Linked DNA regions of Homo sapiens: all the other regions are linked to region 2. The links are chromatin loops, found by intact Hi-C in ENCODE. Cell type or tissue: IMR-90. All regions are shown on one strand. Each heading gives the region's core, and the rest is flanking DNA. Links, peaks and the distances in the headings are about the cores only. Region 1 holds the start of EDNRA (endothelin receptor type A). Region 2 overlaps LINC02507 (long intergenic non-protein coding RNA 2507). Region 3 has its middle 33 kb from the start of MIR548G.

Region 1 (6,223 bases), core at 1,588-4,087, 110 kb after region 2:
TAGCCTGGGCAACTTAGTGAGACCCTGTCTTTACAAAACATAAAAAAGATTAGACAGGCATGGTGGCGTGTGCCTGTAGTCTCAGCTACTTGGGAGGCTGAGATGGGAGAATCACTTGAGTCCAGGAGGTTAAGGCTGCAGGGAGCTATGATCGAGTCACTGCACTCCATCCTGAGCAGCAGAGTGAGACCCTGTCTCAAAAAAAAAAAAATTAAATAAATAAAAAGTAAAAAATAAAATTGAATCCTTTTTCTGAGTGTATTCAAGGTTGATGTTAACCACTTTTAGGAATTTTGACAATTATCTTGGGAAATCAGTAAAGCTTAGGTTTGGCCAATACGTGGATAAAATAAGATTTATTCAAGTTGCATAGAAAGTATAGGGTATATATAAAGTGCGAGTATTGGATACTTTTGCCTTCCCCAGAGATTTCCCCCTGAACTCTGAAATAATAATAGTATTTACATATAGTAACTTATTATATATGTATCTGTTATCTGCCTTGAGCTTTACGACTCTAGGTAGGCAGGAGCAATATCTCCATTTTACTTATAAGGAAACCAGAGTCTTGAAGAAGTATTTAGGTCAAGGTTTCAAAGCCAAGAAATGGCAGGACACATAATTTTGCTTATAGGACTTGACTCACTCTGATTAAATGGGAAAAATATCAATTTTTCAAGGCTAGAGGCAGGCCATGTATTTGTCAGCTCTGACTAGACTTAATTATAAACAGTTTGCAGTTTTTTCCTGCTTCTTATAATCTGGAGTGAGTATCTGGCCAAAAATTGATAGACCTATGAAATGACACCATTTCCATTCCAAAGGGAACACCAGGACTCCAAGAGAAAAGCTTCTTGTCATCCTCCTTTTTGGATCACAGATACAGGGGGGAGAAGAAATACTTTCATATCTTGTGCTGTTTCGTGACTAACGTCTTCCAGCTTCCCAAATGAAAGGGAACCTTCAATAACAGCTTTCTTAAAAATGAGAGAGAGAAGGCCTTTGCAGAAATGGAATGGCTCTCTGCCGGTTACAGTCGGCTGGGAACTGACCTGTGAACTGACCTGGCTACGGTGGGTACTGCTCTACTCATCAGAGGTCCTGTGGTGCTTTGAACGTTAGCATGCTGGTCTGCTTGGTTAGCTGATTATGCCAGGAGGTAAGGCCAACGCTGTGGGTTCTTAAGGCATGAGAGCCAGCTATCATTAAAACCCCCTTCCTTCCTCCTCCAACAATGACACCACTACAGAAATCATTTCTGATGACTTCTCTATCAGCTCTCCACACATGTTAAGCTGCAAAACTAAGGGATACTTGGCAAAGGCCTGTGGATGTCATATTATCATTGGCTGAAAAGTACAAAACCAAATGAAAGAAGCCCCTCAACTGCAGGTTCTTCCAAGGTGGGTCTGTAGCTCATTTCCAGGAATCTGAGTCAGGCTGTGCTTTGAATCATCACTCATAATCAGTCATAGCGCTAGTGAAGCATCTCAGGTTCAGACCTGAAGGACATGGTCTATAGATTCAGCATTCTTCCTGTTTGGAATCTGAGAGTTTGGGGAGTGCAAAAACTATTATTAAGAAAGAGGACTGAATCCTTACGCTTACACTTTAACCATTTAACATATGAGACTCTCAGGATCAAAGTTCACCTGTAATTGGTAATTTGGAAATTCAGACCTTATCAAAATGGCATGAGTTTAGAGCATTCAATTTACATGAAATGACTGCCAAGGTGTTTCTCAATTAGCTAACACATAGACAACTACAGGTGGAGGAAAAAACAAGTAAAAGTAGGAACTTTTTACAAGTTTTCTGAGGTTTTGCTCTCTGGTTAAGAAATGAGCAACTCTCCTTAGAGACAACGCCTGAGTTTAATATGCCTCCCACCCCCAACTCTATCAGGGGAAAGCCATTAGGATGATGTAAACAGAGGGTGATTATCTAGAAGCAGCCCTTGTTTTCTGCACGTGAGAAGCAACAAGTGTCCTTTAAAGGCGAGCACAGAACAAAACGCCCAGACCTCCACAGGCAGGTTTCCAAAACTAGCTACACAGGGGGTTTCCCCAAACACCTCAGTCCCTCACACCGAGTGCCCTTGGCTACCCTTGGCATACCCAGACCCAGATGTGGGGGAGGAAAAGCAAGCCAGTAAGAAAAGGCTGTGGAGCCAACTTCACAAGAAGGCGCTGGAGCAAGCCACAGAGCTTGGCGTTCCTCAAAGTTCTTGCATGCCTGGGGAAAAGGGGTCACCCAGGGAAAACTATTGGGCTTCCTCTTCCTAAAACTCCGAATCCTAAACCCTAACGTGGAGAGGTGAAGTTCCCCGAACTCTACACGTGTCCGCAGCGCACCCCTCACGGAAGGCGCCCGCCTCCCCGCGCGCCCTGGGGCAAGTGGGTGCCAGCCCCTGCTGCGACGGGTCGCCCAAGCTGCAGGGCGGTCGGGCCAGAACGTTCCCAGCTCTCGTCTTCTCCCGACCGAGGGGCCCAGGCAGCGTCTCCGCCATCCCCGCACCCGCCCCAGTCCCAGTCCCCGATAAGAAAGACTTGCACCGACCGTGGAGCTCGGCGTGCGCAGACAGCTGCCGGGTCCGCGCGGCGCCTGGGCCAGAGGAAGCCGGAGCCGGCGAGGGTGGGTGGCGCGGAGGGTGGCCGGTGTCCCGGGCTCCGGCGCGGCGGCGGCTTCGGCTGCACAGCTTCCCCGGCTTCAGAAAACCTCCTGGGCACTGCTTCTCCCGGGGAGGTCTCGCTGGGACCCCAATCCCCGGCGACGACCGGGTGGGATGGATGAAGCCTCTCCACCGCCTCTCCACAATCGTCAGACCAGCGGGATGACTGTACGCGCGCGCGAGGGCTCGCACGAAAAAGAAAACTCCGGAGGAACACGCCTCCAGTCTGTCCTCCCCGTCTCCTCCCAAAGCTCCAGACCTTCCACTCCACTCTGGGACCGCAAGAGCGTCCTAACCTTCCAGCTATCCTGGGACGCGGCCACTAAAAAGCACAAAGCTGCCGCCCCCTTCCAGGCCCTGAAGGGCAGGAGTCTTTTTTAACTATTTCCTTCCTGAAAGAAAAGGTGGGGGATGTGGAGGAGAGAGGGTAGAGTTTGACAGACAAGACTCAGAATTCCGAAAGGCCTTGCAGAGGAACCCATCCTCTTAGTGCAGGCAGATTTGATCTGTGACGGAACAACTGGACACAGAGCCAGGGCCCACGGGTGGTTTCTTCTCCGTCTTCCCTGCCGCCTTTGCTTGGCTTGCGTGCTCCCTCTTAAGCTTAGAGGCCGTTGAGGAGCCGAAGTGGACAGCAGTTTACTGGATCAGGTGGTTTGCTTCTATCTTGTCCCTTGTAGCCAGCATCCCACGGCTACAGACCTCCAGCCCAGGGCAAAGAAGGAGCCTCAGGAGAGACTATGGAAGGTTCCAGCGCGTGGCTCCGTGAAACCTCAAGAAATTCAAACAATGAAGAAGCCGACCTTACAGAAAGTGGGTCTCAACGTCTTTATCACGGCAGATACTTTATCCTAAATTGGGGGTGGGAGAGGAGATGAGGGACAAAGGCCACTGCCTGTGACATGTGAGTAAAAACTGGGGTCTCCTCAGGGAAGGCCTGCCTTGGAGTCCTTCAGTGCACTGCTAGAGTCAGCACATGGTAGAAGTGTGAGGTTGGAGCACTGGTCATGTTATATCCCATGCTGTTCCGGCTATCTGCTGCAGCTAAACAAATTACTATAAAACGTAGTGGCTTAAAATAACAACACTCATTTACTCTGCTTATCAGTCTGCAGTTTGGGCAGAGCCTGTCTGGGACAGCTCGTTTTTGCTCCATGTAGCAGGGGCTGGAGGATCCACTTCCAAGACAGTTCACTTGCTTGGTGTTGAGTGTTAGTTTTTCTCCACGTGCGTCTCTCCACAAAGACTTGTGGAGACTTGTGGTTTGGGCTTCCTCACAGCATGGTGGCGGGGATCCAAGAGTGAATGTCCCCAGAGACAGAAAGTGGAAGCTGCCAGTTTCTTAAGGGCTGGGCCCAGAAACTGGCACCGTGTCATTTCTGCTTGATTCTATTAGTCAAGCAGTCACAAATCCCAGATTGAAGGTGAGGGTATATAGAGCCCAACCCTTAGTGTGAGGAGTGTCAAAGAATTTAGGGACCATTTTGTAAAACCATCAAAGAGATCTACAGAAAACCACCATTGAAAGAGGCCTTAATAGTCATCTAGTAGGGTTAGACTAGATATTACCCTGTTCACTAATCTTACAGCTTCTCTAGGAGGGAGAATCAGCCAACCAGAATAACTAATAGCTTTTATAAGTGCCATTGTTTATATTAAAAAAAGGTGACCCTTTGGGCATGTGGCTTGGCAAGCTGACAATATTTTCGGGAAAGAAAAACTTACTGCTTCCTCCCAAAAGAGGCAGTTCACATCTTGGCCCGTGAAACATGTGCTGGATTTCAGCCCTTATTCACTCTGTGGCCAGACACACTTGGACAGTGCATCACCTGCATATCTGAATATGTCAATCTGTCCAGTCTTTGCTAGAACACATTCATCATGACCCACCTATTGAGACAGCTGATCTCACTGTGGTGTAGGACTAGTTACTAAAAATTCTTCCTTCACACCTATTAGGATAGCCATTATAGTAAAACAAAAGCAAAAACAGCAAAGAACAAGTGTTGGCAAGAATGTTGAGAAATTGGAACCCTTGTGCATTGCCAGTCTGAATGTAAAATATAGTGTAGCAGTTGTGGAAAACAGCATGGCAGCCCTCCAAAAATTAAACATAAAATTACCCTATGATCCAGCAATTCTACTTTTTGGTACTTACCTAAATAATTGAAAGCAGAGTCTCAAACAGATATTTGTACACCCATATTCATAGCAGCATTATTCAGAAAAGCCAAAAGGTGAAAACTAGCCAAAAGATGGAAACAATCCAAATATCCATCAGTGGAAGAATGGATAAACAAAATGTGGTATATACATGTATGTATATGTATATAAATACATGTACATAACACAGAACATTATTCAGCTTTAAAAAAGAATGATATATGCTACCACATGGATGAACGTTTAAGATATTATGTTAAGTGAAATAAGCCAGACATAAAAGGAAAGATAGATATTTTATTATCCCACTTAGATGAGGTACCTAGAATAGTTAAATTCATAGACACCGAAGGTAGAATAGTGATTACCAGGGGCTTGGAGGTGCCGAGGGGAGAATGGGGACTTACTGTTTCATACGTTTCAGAGATTTAGTTTGGGATGATGAAAAAGTTCCAGTGACGGATGGTGATGAGGGTTGCACAACAATGTGAATGTACTTAATGCCAATGAACTGTACACTTTGAAATGGTTAAAATGGTAAATTTATGTTATGTATCTTTTACCGTAATCAATTCTTCCTGACATCAAAATGAAATCTGCCTCTATACGTTACCTGTTGATCTGCCCTCTAAATTCATAAAATGAGTTTACTGTCTCTTTTAAGATCTTTAAACATAAGTAAGTGTATTTATGTGAATAATCAGCATAGACCTGCCTTTGTAAGAGAATAGGATTGCCTCATTCTAGATGAGAACAACATAAATGTTCTTTAGCTGTTGGAGATTTATATCCTCATTTTCTCAGCTTTACTTGGGGCAAATGACTTCAGGGGACTCGAACCAGTTTTTAGTCAAGTTAACTTTACCTCCAGTTACCTTTCTCCCCATAGATAATACTTTATATACTTGCCCCAACTCTATATTCCATGCTTTTTACTTTCAAAGAACATATAATTAATATATTTGACTAAGCTTTTCAACTTGACTTCCAAAGGTTATTTCTTTCCCCTGGAAAGTGGGTTGGATGCAGATTTGCAGGTTTTCTGGGTTTCGGGGAAACTATCCTGATCACACTTGACTTCTGGTTCAAGTAGCTCACTAAGTGGAGGATTACTGTAATGAACTTATCTTGGCATCATGTTAGTATTGTATTGATTTCATGAACAAAAAGTGCTGAAGATTAAGAAGTACTCAATATAGCACTTAAAAAACCATTTTTTCATGTGTCCTTGGGGCAAATGTTCTTCTGAATTTAAGTTTCTTGATTTAAATTTGTAAATCCATTTCACAGTTGCTAACTCCCAAGATCCTCAAACTTGAAATGCAGTAGTGGTTTTGAGTCTCACAGTATTTGCTAGAGATGTGTTCATGGTTAAGGTCTCTAGGAGCA
Region 2 (6,223 bases), core at 1,816-4,315:
CTAGCATAGTAGCTGCTCAATGTTTGTCATGTCAAACTGAATTATTATTATGATTTTTTTATTCTTTTATTTCTATTATATTTCAATAGTTTTGAGGGAAAAGGTAGTGTTTGGTTGCATGGAAAAGTTCTTAAGTGGTGATTTCTGAGATTTTGGTGCATCTGTCACCTGAGCAATGTACACTGTACCCAATGTGTACTTTTTTATCCATTGGCCCTCTCCCAACCTTCCCCCTGAGTCTCCAAAGTCCATTATATCATTCTCATGCCTTTGCGTCCTCATAGCTTAGTTTTCCATTCCTGTTTGGTTTTCCATTCCTGAGTTACTTCATTTAGAATAATGGTCTCCAACTCCATCCAGGTTGCTGCGAATGCCATTATTTTTTTCCTTTTTGAGGCTGAGTAGTTATATATCCCACATTTTCCTTATCCACTTGTTGGCTGATGGACATTTAGGCTGGTTTCATATCTTTGCAATTGCGAACTGTGCTGCTAGAGACATGCGTGTGCAAGTGTCTTTTTCTTATATTGACTTCTTTTCCTCTGGGCAGATACCCAATAGGGGGATTGCTGGATCAACTGGTAGTTCTATTTTTAGTTCTTTAAGGAATCTCCACACTGTTTTCCATAGTGGTTGTACTAGTTTACATTCCCACCACTAGTGTAAAATGCACTCTTTTCACCACATCCACACCAACATCTGTTATTTTCTGATTTTTAAATTATGGCCATTCTTTCAGGAGTAAGGTGGTATTTCACTGTTGTTTTGATTTGCATTTCCCTGATAATTAGTGATATTGAACTTTTTTTTCATATGTTTGTTGGCCATTTGTATATCTTCTTTTGAGAATTGTCTATTCATGTCCTTAGCCCACTTTTTGATGGGATTATTTGTTTGTTTGTTTTTTTTCCTTGCTGATTTGTTTGAGTTCCTTGTAGATTCTGGATATTAGTCCTTTGTCAGATGCATACAAACTGAATTATTATTATGGGCAAATAATACTATTATTTGTTGATTACTGTCATGAGACTCAGGCAAGGTTGTTTTAACATCTCCCTAGGTCCTAGATCCATGCTTATTTTTGGAGTCTTGCTTCATATTATTCATATTAAAGTGAATATTCATATTATTCATAATATTCATATTAAAGTGAATATCTCACACTAATCAAGGGAAACATATATATATTGCTTAAGCATTTTTTTGACAGAATTTAAGAATTTTAAAATTTTTTAGTTTTTGAAAAGATTTAGCTGTGACTTATTTAAGATTAGCTTTGATTTCTTAATTCAGGAGGGTAAGAAGGTCCATGAACTTGGATGAAAAAAATCTGTTTTCATTAACTTCAAACTGAAATTTGTAATTTTATTTATTAAAGAATATAGGCCATACATCACATTAATATTAACAATATCTCTCTCACCAATAGAAACAATAGATATATTCATGTCACATTACAGGGATTACGAATATCCCAAAACATCATTTATACTAATTGCTACTTTGAATATATAGTTGTGACATTGTTATTAAATCTTGTTATTAAATGCATTAATAAATAAGCACATATTTACAAATTAGTATTTTAAAGTTTTTTTTTTTTTTTGAGATGACTCTTGCTCTGTTACCCAGGCTGGAGTGCAGTGGTGCAATCTCAGCTCACCACAACATCCGCCTCCTGGGCTCAAGAGATTCTCCTGCCTCAGCCTCCCAAGTAGCTGGGATCACAGGCGTGTGCCACCACACCCAGCTAATTTTGTGTGTGTGTGTGTGTGTGTGTGTGTTTAGTAGAGATGGGTTTTCACCATGTTGGCCAGGCTGGTCTCAAATTCCTGACCTCAGTGATCCATCCACCTCAGCCTCCCAGAGTGCTGGGATTACAGTCGTGAGCTACTGCGCCCGGCCGAGTTTTTAAAAGTTTTTTGAAAATTTTATTTTAAAATAGTTGGCTTTCTTTGTGGGGCATTTTAAAAAAGTTCCAGGAGCTTCACTTAGGCTTCCAAAGGGATCTATGGCACAAAAGTGGAAAAGATCCCCTGCTAGGGCCTCGTGGGTAAAACAGCCTGGGGCTCAGGCTATGGGTCACTCTCGCCTGGTATTTTTTCTTTGTTCTTTTGTAGAAAATAGTGGGGACTTAGCAGGCTCAGGAGAGTGCAACTGCAGGCAGAAACAAGAGAAAGTTCAAAATATGTCTAAACTTTACTGGAAGATTTACTGGTTATCAAGTCAGAAGACTTTGGATCCAGTCCAGGCTTACCTTTAATATTCTCACAGTAGATGCATTTGCTCATTGAATCAGCCAATCTTTAAAAAGGGCCTATCACCAGCCTGACCCTATGCCTAGGCATTGGAGCAGGCAGGCCCAGGGTTGAGTCCATTCTGTCACTCACCAGAGGAGTGACCTTGAACAAGTTATTTCATATCCTGAAGCCTCAGTTTTCTAATCTGTAGAATGGAGATACTGATTCTGAATTTAACAGGGTGGTTGAGAGGATTAGATAAGATGGGTGTAAAGTACAATAAACACAGAGAAGATTACAGTTACTATGAATCACCATTTTGTCTATAAACTCTTGCATCAATGTGCTGCTAGTTGTCAAAGAAAAGCATATAAAACAGTCTTCTCTTGTATCACTGATTAAATATTTTTTTCTGTTAATGTTTTTGAAGCATTGTTTAGAGAACTGTAAAAGTAGTTAAAAAGAGGAAATATGACTGAAAATTCATATTCCTGAAAATATATGAATGTTAAAAATTGTATCAGGTGATATAATGACTCATCAATAACCTTACTAGATTATTTATTCTTAAAAGATATATTTGGTCAGGCGCAGTGGCTCACGCCTGTAATCCTAGGTCTTTGGGAGGCCGAGGTGGGCGGATCTCTTTGAGTTCAGAAGTTGGAGACCAGCCTGGGCAACATGGTGAAACCCTATCTCTACAAAAAAATACAAAAGAAAAAATAAAAAAGAAGTGGGTGTGGTGCCTCGTGCCTGTGGTCCCAGCTACTCGGGAACTGAGGCTGGAGGATGGCTTGAGCCAGAAAGCGGAGGTTGCGGTGTGAGCTCATATCACGCCACTGCACTCCAGCCTGGGCAACAGAGCGACACCCTAAGGGAAAAAAAAGTATATTATAGTTAAAAAACTTAAAAAAAGTTCTATCTGTAATTATGATTCTAAGAGAGCCATCCCACTGTTTTCTTTCCTGATACTATATTTTCTAAAAGTCTAAACACAAGGCTTTCCTTTGTTTTGGTTTTGAAACTTTGACCATTTATTCATAAACCATGCTAAAAACAGCAACTACCACCAGGTCGCGCTGTAGTTCCACAATGAAAACAGGCTGGGGTCTAAGGAATTCTCGAAGGTCTCAGTTGTCACATCATTTCTGTTTTTTGAAGCAAAGAGGGGTGGAGACAAATATTTAAAAGGAAAAAGAAAAGCTTTTGCTGAAAATAAATAACTTCAAATTCACTATAATTTAAACGTTGATATTCAGCAAAAAAGATTTTATCTGAGAATGTTGCTATTGCTACTTTTAGAAAAAATTGCTTTCAACTCAGTCCTGTTATTTTCCGGATGGAAAAATATAAAATAAATAAATAAAAACCGTGCTGAAAGTTTTCTTTCCTATATTCTCTAGTGGTTGATGGATAATACTATTTTTTTAAAATCCCAAGATGAGGTATATTTTATTTAAAAATTATAGTGATAGCTTAGGTATAAACCAGGCTTTAGAAAATATATAAACACTTCATCTTAAAAACAGTTTTTTTTTTGTTTTGAAAAAGCCCTTTTTTCTTTTTTGGTCTTATTTTTCCCAAATGTCAATATTTATGAGTCAGGGGTTGTGGGAAATGTTACCTAGAGCTACAAGGGCCGGAGATTGCCCTCTTGTATCCCTGGGGAGTTGAGCATGAGTGCCAGAGGGCAATGTTTGGCTGGAAGGACCCAAGCCTGCCTTTCTTTGCACCCCACAGTATGCCCTTTGAAGTGAAAGACATTTCTGTACTCAGCTCTACTTCATAGGAATTCAACTCAGGATGAGCAATGCACACAAATTTCTGTATACCCTTTTAGTATAAAAACAGAGGCAGACTAACAGAAAACCAAAAAAGCCAGAATTAATGCAGGCTGTTTGGAGTTTTGGAAACTCTTCTGATAACTTAAGTCACAAATCTAAATTTCTGGATGAGACTATTTTTTGATCATGTCACTTTCAGAACATCAGTCACTTGAAGTTTAACCCCTTTTAGGATTTGGGTGGTATTATTAGGAGTTTTGTCAATGGCAAAGACAGAAGTCCATGAGAAAGAAATCCTCACAGAAATAAGGTAAAAATCACGAAATATCAGTAAATTATGAAGCTTACATTTGTTTTGAAAATGAACCCATCAGCATAATGAAAAAAAATGCATTATTTAATCCAAGTGTTTTAGTTTGCTTCCTTACAAATTGTCCGTTATTAGGGACTGAACAAGAAAATAAAAGCTGAAAATGAACAAGATTTACTGAGTGGAATACAGGGGAACTGGGAAATATGCTGGCAAATTGGAGCCATTAACAAGTTAAAAAAATCAGAAACAGTTTTGAAAACCAGAAAGTCACCAGTAAAATATATCCGTAAGGTCAAATGAGCTGTCCTGATGTTGATTCTCAATTTCCTCCTGCATTTATTTGAAGGAGCTTCTCTTTATTATTATTATTTTTAAATTTAAATCTTTAACCCCCATAGATGGCTATGTCTCCTAGTATCTTTCAGCTAAGGATTATAACTTTTTCTTTGCTCTATGAACTTTAACACTTCTTTATTTAGCTTGATTTATTTTTAAATGTCCCACCCAAATACTTAACTGGTTCAAGCACTTAACTGGTTTCCAAAGGCTTGTTGTATAAATAACAAGATAAAAATTCATAGAACATTTTATTTTCCCACATTGGGAGGTAATAGTCCTGTTTCATTTTTGGAAAAATATGGCAAAGAATTATTGAGGTTAATGAAAAATTAAGGGAAATGATAGCATCAGGTTTTTTGGGGAAAAAAAGATTCTCTCTGGGAAGAGACTTTCATTTCATTTTCTAAACACATGGGTGTGGCCTTTGGCTTTTTTCTCCACCCATTGATCAGCTAATTCTAAATGCATTTTCTCCACTTGCCAATGGTATGCCAGCATTCTGCTGTTTATATTCTCTAGCCTAGTTTTTTATTTTTATTTTTCTGTAAATGGGGATTAAAATATTTAGCTCGGAGATGTTGAGAGCATTTAAATAGTAACGTGTTCAGCCCTTGGCGTACAATAGGTATTCAATGTGTGATACTTTCCTTCCTCCTTTCTTCATTAACTGGAACACACACACACACACACACAAAACACCAGTTTACCCATATTAAATACCTCTATGAGAATGTAATGCAAAACGTGTTTAAGTTAATTTGTACAGCATTTACCGTTCAGCATATACCATTCTTGCAACCCAGTTATAGACATGCTTAATGAAATTAGCATTGGAATCAAGGCTCTGAAATTAAAAGTAAAATTCAGGTGGGTAGAGTTGGCATTTAAATATTTTGTATATTTAATTAATATCCGTATGCATATTTATTTATCACTACATTTATGTTTAATTTATTATTTATCTTATGTATAGTATATATTCATATGTATATTTATGTTTATCAGTTGTGCATACGCCTGTGAATGTTTTAAGTCTGTTTTGGAATAGGTCACTAAGGCATGGTTCTATGAAGGTATTTCAGGTTTTGCGCTTCTATTCACTTCAAAAATGAATTGTTAAATAAAATTTGATACTGTAGGAAGCTGAAAATAGTCAACTTCCCTTAGCTAGGCACCAATAACATAGAGTTTTTGAGAAAATCAAGCAAGGCAAGGATGGCCTATTTTTCTCTAAGAAATTCATCCGTATGTTCAAATGAATGTCTTCCTTTTCAGAGAAGTTGCTTTGGGAGTCTAGACACTTCTTTCAACTGTACTGCTATTGCACTAAACATTTTAGGAACTTTTTTTGGAATTACCTTTAGGGCTAATTAAGGAATCAAAGTAAAAGCTAGTCTCATTATATTGTAGGCTACAGCACTTCTATCCAGTCAGTTACCGTCTGCCTTATTAAATGGCTTGGTTGTTTCCAAAAATGAAACTTACCCTGATGAAAAAAAATATTTTTAAAAAATACCCTGACATTCAAAGCAATTCCCGTAGTGTGT
Region 3 (6,223 bases), core at 1,343-3,842, 280 kb after region 2:
ACCTTTCCCCAAGATGATTAAAGTGGGTCACAGGTCTGCTGGGTATCAACATTATTATTTTTAAAAGTATTGTAAGCCCACCCTCCTATAACACTTTAAAACATTAAAAAATAATCTGACAATGCATTCTAGAAGCAAATTCACTTGAGAAAGAAGCCTTAAAAAGGAATCTATCCTCTAAATGTTGAGTAAGACAAAGATCCATTTCAGCAATGGGGATATCATGGAGATCATCAGTCACACAGACAAGAGAACGCTCAAGAACCTGGATGCACATTGAGTAGGCAAATGACCTCTAACCCATGTCATTTTGTGCCTTATTCTCTCAATAGATCTTTGGGTTTTCCTCTCCAGTTTTCAAACAAAGCCTTCATTCCTTCACGTTATGGGATTTTTCTGAGAGCTGATCTGTAGTTTAAAAATAGAAGACTGTACCTTCCATGACAAATTGGTCACTAACAGACCCCCAGGGAAGGTGGGATTCACTGAGACAATTTTAGGTTTCCTGTACTTACAAAGGCATTTGCAACTTCAGGGAATAGGGCTCATTCATCATAGCTGGGGTAGTCAGGTATGATTGAAGAACCACTTTTTGGAGAGAAATAAATCGATTCCCCTTTTTATTTTTTTATGTGTGTTACTACTACTGAGTAATACTGGGTCTTTATTTAAATCTGTGATACTATCAATATAGATTAAGAAGATAGGCTTTGAAGATCTTAAAACCTGTGTAACCTTGGACATTTAACCTCACTAAGTCTCAGTTTTCTCTTTTGTGAAATGGGGTCATAATCATACTTACCATGTAGCAATAAGTAACAGAATGCATTGAAAGGGCTTCACACAGTGCCTGACACATAGTAAGAGGTCAATCAATATTGGATATTATCATTAACCCCTGGTATACTCAACTTATAAAGAACATAATTAAGGTTTAAAGGCATGCTGAATGGTGCTTGAAAGGGGCCACACATTTCAATGTTTCACCCAATTCCTTTGCTAACTTTGAAGAGAGAAGGTTTCTAGCAGATCCATGAAATCCATGTTTCTCTGGCTTATCTCCAGGGATTTTAATATCTACAGTTTTCTGCTCAGATGTTTTTTCTTGTCTAAAAGGATTTACTCACACCTTAGACAGTTATTTGACCCACTGTAGTCTCAGGTCCTCGGGTTGCCCCATATAATCAGAGATTAATTTCAACTTGTTAACGATTTTTTTGGAAATAAGTCAAAGAACTTTGCCTATTTGATCATAACCATCTTATGATTCATGTTTTATTTCTACACAATAAGAAAGAGGAGGCTGTTATTCAGAAGAGATTCTATTGCAGTAATTATATATTTTACCTCAATATTAGAATCATCTAAAGATGATTCTCAAAAATCCTGATGCCCAGGCTGTACTTCAGACAATTCAACAAAGTTTCTGGAGGTTGGACCAGGCTTCACTCTCAAAGCTTCCTGGGTGTTTCCACATGTGGCAAAGGTTGAAACCCACTCTAGTGTTAGCTCTACACTTTAGTAAGCATCAGAAGTATGCGAAGTCTGGTGATTCCAGGAAGCCACTCTCAGAAATTCCATATTCAGCAGGTCTATGCTAAGTTTTAGAGTTTTACATTTTTAACAAGCACATTCTCAGTCCCCACACCCACCCCATCCTGTGAATCTGGCTGAGTGGTCTTAGGACCACCCATTGGGAAACATCAGTGTCCACCAGCAATCTATTTAGTGATCCCATTTTTTAAATTTATAAGGTTCTAAATTAGAGTAAAAGCCTCACCCACAATATATATTACTCAGTCTCTTCCAGTTACCCATATAAGAAACTTCAGTTGCTTTCAAATATGTGGTCAATTTTAAATTAGCACCTCACAGTTTTCGGGCTGGCTTCTTGTGAACCGCTACGAAGCTACCTTAATTCACCAGACAAGAGGCAAGAAGCTGCTGCTTGACTTCAGGAGAGGTCCTGGGAACGTCTCCAGGGACTGAGGTTGCTTGCAAAGCTGGATTTGCCCCCAGGGTTCAACCCATTGTTTAACTAATTTTATTAAACTTTAAAAATAATCTTTCACTATAATTATCTTTTAGGTTTTCAACCATCTAGTGACATTTCTATAACTTTACCATGGTTTTATTAAATGAAAGCCTTTCTGACTGGATCTCATGTGACGCTGTTACATTTAATGTTGGACTTCCTGTTTGCTTTGTAATAAAATACAACTAAAATGTGCCCATGTTTAATTTTTCTCAAGTCGCCTTTCAGCTTCTTGGGCTTGACATTCCTGGGAGACACTCCACACATTTCCCTCTTGTGAAATCTGAGCTGTAAGCACACTCCATGTTTAACCCCCGCAGACAGACTCCAGTATAAATTGTTCTTGGGAAAGGCCAATGGGGTATGACTTTTAAAAATCTTCCTTTTATTGAGTTTCAAACCAAATATACTAAAACGTTTCGAAAATTGAAAAAAAAACACCCCAAACCAATCCCTCCAAATTTGTAGAACCTTTAGATTTTTAGAGAAAAATGATTATAATGCTCACTAAACAGCACCAAATACACAATGATGCACTTCTGCTTTCTATACAGTTAGGGTATTCACTAATTAACATGGCAATGTGATGATATCATGAGGGCTTTGGATACAGCCAACCTTATAATTTATGGCCTGTGGGACTAAGATTTTGTAATCTGAAAATGATAAGGCAAATTGAGAACAGCCATTCCAGCCCTTTATCCTTGACTCTGAGAATAGTTTACTTCTGGTTTCTTACACAGCTGCTCTCATCTCTACTGTTCACGATATGAGCGCTGTGAACATTTATCTTGTCTTCAAAATACTCTCAAGTGCCTAGAGCAGAGGTGCCTTAAGAACCAGCTTCAAGACCCAGCAGTAACGTATAATTCTGAAATAAAAATATTCCTGGTGACTTATGGGCCCAGGACCAAGTAAAAGGTGCCCCACTGAATTAAGATGGGGCTTAGTCACTAAAAGGAAAACCCAACTTTGCCCCACATATATTGCATTACTAAATAGCTGTACAGTGTGAGTACTTAGGTGGAGGGTCACTTACCTTCAAATGCATTCATTCATTCAACAAATGTTTAACATCACTTATGGAATGCCAAGTTCAGTTTGGGCATTAGGATGCAGCAGTGAACAAAAATCCCTATCCTCATGAACGTTCCATTCTAGTGGGAAGGGATGAGAATAAGCAAAATAAAAACTAAAAAAGTGAATTATATAGTGTATAAGTGCCATGGAGAAAAATAAGGCAGTCAAAAAGAAGATGATAGAGGAGAGAGTGTTGTTGCAATTTCAAAAATAGAAATGAAGAAGCCCTCACTGAGAAAATGACAGATGAGTTAAGGTCCCTAGAGAGGAAAGAGAGTTATGTGGGTATTTGGAAAGAGCAATCCATGTAGAGGGAAGGCTATGTGCAAAGGTCCTGAGGCAGGAGAGTGCCAACCCAGTCAGAAGCAAGGGGCCTGGAGCTTTAGTTCTAGGTGAAATCTACCACCCTTGGCTGGGGCAAACCAAGTGGACTTAGCCACTAAATTAAAACGCATACTGGGCTTAGAAATAAAGGACCCTACTAACCTTCTACTTCTCATCTCCCTCTGCTCCTGTTTCCCTCCTCTTTCTGTTTCTCTCCAAGATTTATTCATGGTGCTATTTTCTGTTTAAAGTTTTCTTCTTCTTTCCATCAAGGATTCTGTAGAGATTCCAAATTACATGGCTATGTCCTCCAAGGAAACATTCCAGAAGGTGGCCCTGACACCTTATAACCTTGTATGAAGGTACTTCTAGCCAATCAAGAACCACATAGGAAAGATAATTACGTTTCATAGCCCAACTTCATATTGAAAATTACAAATGCTGATTTTCTAAAGAAAACTGGTCTGGCTATTCTGGCCTGGTAAGAAAAGGGATTAAGCTGGTGTGGACACCTCTAGGAGGTGTGGGAAGCAAAACACAGGTCTTGGCATCAAACATGAGTTTGGATTTTAGTGAAGAAATTTTCTGAACGTATTTTCATCATTACCTGTTTTCGGAGGGTTAAATATGTTCAAATATCTTATTCATAATTGGTGGCCAATAAATCTTAGGATTACCTTTATACATGTTTAGGCATAAACAGTGAAAGGAGTCCAGGGAAGGCAGAAAAGAGAAGAAAATGGAGCAAAGGGATTTCTTTCAAGGAAACAAAGAAGAGCATATTTGTAGAACGAAGGCAAGAAGCCAGTGGAGATTTAAAGGTGAAAGGCCGTGCCCTTTCACTTTCGCACATCCCTGCAGGGAAGGCTGCAGATAGGACCCTGCTGTCATCACGTCCTCATAAAGCAGCCTCTGTGCCTTGAGATGGTCATGAATAGACTTGGGGTGGAGTGACAGGGGCCACAGAGATACCAGTGGTCTGTGTTGATCAATAATTATCTTCTGGGTGAGGATCCAGTTGCTGATAACAACCATGGGGTTAACTGATGTGATTTATGGCCTGTGAACATGATCTGTCATGAGAAATAATTAGTCCAAGTCAAATTCGGTGAAGAGGGGACTATCAGTTAGGCTCCTTTGAACTTTGATGACTGTGGAAAGATGTCCCCAAATCTCTTAAACACATTTATAATGCCTGGCACATAGGAGATGTTCAATCAATGGCTATTGGCCGTTATGTTAATTTTGATAACATAAGTAGTATTGATTTTTATTCTAAATCTGGTAGAATATTAATTAAGAATCAAGTATTATCACATGAAGGTAAAATTATCACAGATGGGAATAACAAAATGAAAAACAATAATTCATTTCAGTAGTTACAGATCAAGGAGAAAAGAACTTGGATTGAATCAAAACACACTGACAAAGTTTTGTGCGGATGGAAGAATGACACTAGACTCAAAAGCAACTTGAGACTTCCTTTGATTCTGGCCTCTCAAAATACAATGTAACTTTTTAACTTATCCCCTGGTGTCTTGTCCCCCACTCCCCAAAACCCAAACTGTTTAAAACTAATTTAGTATTTTTCATGTGAAATAAAAAGCTGCTGTCTTTTATAATAGATGAAATGATTCCATAATCACGTATACTTGGGAATGGAAATAGAATCCAGAAAAAGAAAGTACAACTACTGTACTTGAGAACTGTGCATTCCTGAAAACCCAGCCAGGAGGTGCTGACTTCCCCCTCTTTTGTTGAGACATCACGGTACTTACGGGGAAAAAAATAAATAAAGGAAGCTTGGGAAAATGATCCAAGCTTTTCTCTCTGTGCTCTCAAATTCATGCACTGTGTACAAAAACCTTTTGTATTTCTTTACTGCTTCTTACTATGAGCTAAGTGCTTTGATATATTTCCCACATCGAACACATACAACCCCAAGTGAAAAGTATTGTCCCCATTTGCAGATAAGAATAGGAATTAGAATATATATGTTACACCAGATAAGCACCATGCATAGCACCAGATATAGGGTTTGAACCTCTGTCCATGTGACTAAAAATAGGTATTTCCACTTCACTATTTTGTTGGTGCATGCCTGAGATATTTTCTGTTCTCTTCCTACTTGGTTTCTACCCACCATCTTTTTCTTCCCACTAATGTGCTTTACCTTCCATTTTACCATAGCCTACTTTTGCCATCTACTGCCTCTGTACCTCCTTTATAAAGATGTCTACAGCACAGAACAATTGTTGACAAAAGACATTGTTGTGTGGGAAATTCTCTAGGGTAGTAGAGAGTGTGGTCCTTGGGCCAGCAGTGTGGGCATCATCTGGGAATTTGTTAATCCTTCAAATTTAGGAACAAACTTGACAATGAAAGTTGTTTATGAATATTAATGGCTAGACAGTTTGGTTTCATGGAAAGCACTGAGGAGATTATATAAAGTGAAAATCAGAAATTTTAAGAAATTGCATGAGACCTTAGTCCTTTTTTATTTACTCCCATGAACAATTATATTTCACATGAATGAATTTGATCTGCTTTGATGTTTTGCAGTAGCTTGTTTTTTTAAGGAGGCATGTTTTTTCGTCCACGATTCCCTGAAACTGCTGCAGGATGCTCATCACAACTTAGAACTCCTTTCTGGGTACATCGTCATGATGAACACTTGCAGAGAGATTTACTAGTGCACAATATGAATCTTCACGCTAGTGGGGAAAGAGTATTTTCTAGCCTGGAGTGAATATCTTTGGAAGTGTTTTCATAGCTGTCCTCTGC

The links. Hi-C counts contacts between places; a loop is a spot of excess contacts. Peaks named below come from ENCODE experiments on the same cell type or tissue, not always from the same donor. Only the 100,000 strongest peaks of a DNase experiment are listed, where the experiment ranks them.
Region 1: a loop joins it to region 2, with 9 times the contacts of the local background. A loop is called at or near these places in 2 of 110 quality-filtered maps.
Region 3: a loop joins it to region 2, with 2.4 times the contacts of the local background. A loop is called at or near these places in 2 of 110 quality-filtered maps.

What each region holds. Positions count from the first base shown.
Region 1 is chr4:147,477,713-147,483,935 of GRCh38, reverse strand. EDNRA (endothelin receptor type A) reads right to left here and starts at 2,839. Exons shown (of 8, transcript NM_001957.4): 1 at 2,560-2,839. RefSeq lists enhancers at 1,940-2,019, 2,050-2,149. In IMR-90, for the core only: no CTCF peak of the experiment used is centred there; a DNase peak (open chromatin) is centred at 2,875; H3K4me3 peaks cover 1,744 bases; H3K27ac peaks cover 1,345 bases.
Region 2 is chr4:147,587,557-147,593,779 of GRCh38, reverse strand. All of the region lies in intron 3 of LINC02507 (long intergenic non-protein coding RNA 2507), which reads right to left. Among named protein-coding and RNA genes, the nearest start is that of LINC02507, 21 kb to the right of the region's middle. In IMR-90, for the core only: a CTCF peak has its summit at 3,322 (motif pointing right); a DNase peak (open chromatin) is centred at 3,339; H3K27ac peaks cover 387 bases.
Region 3 is chr4:147,308,589-147,314,811 of GRCh38, reverse strand. No RefSeq gene overlaps it. Among named protein-coding and RNA genes, the nearest start is that of MIR548G, 33 kb to the left of the region's middle. In IMR-90, for the core only: no CTCF peak of the experiment used is centred there; a DNase peak (open chromatin) is centred at 2,291; H3K27ac peaks cover 798 bases.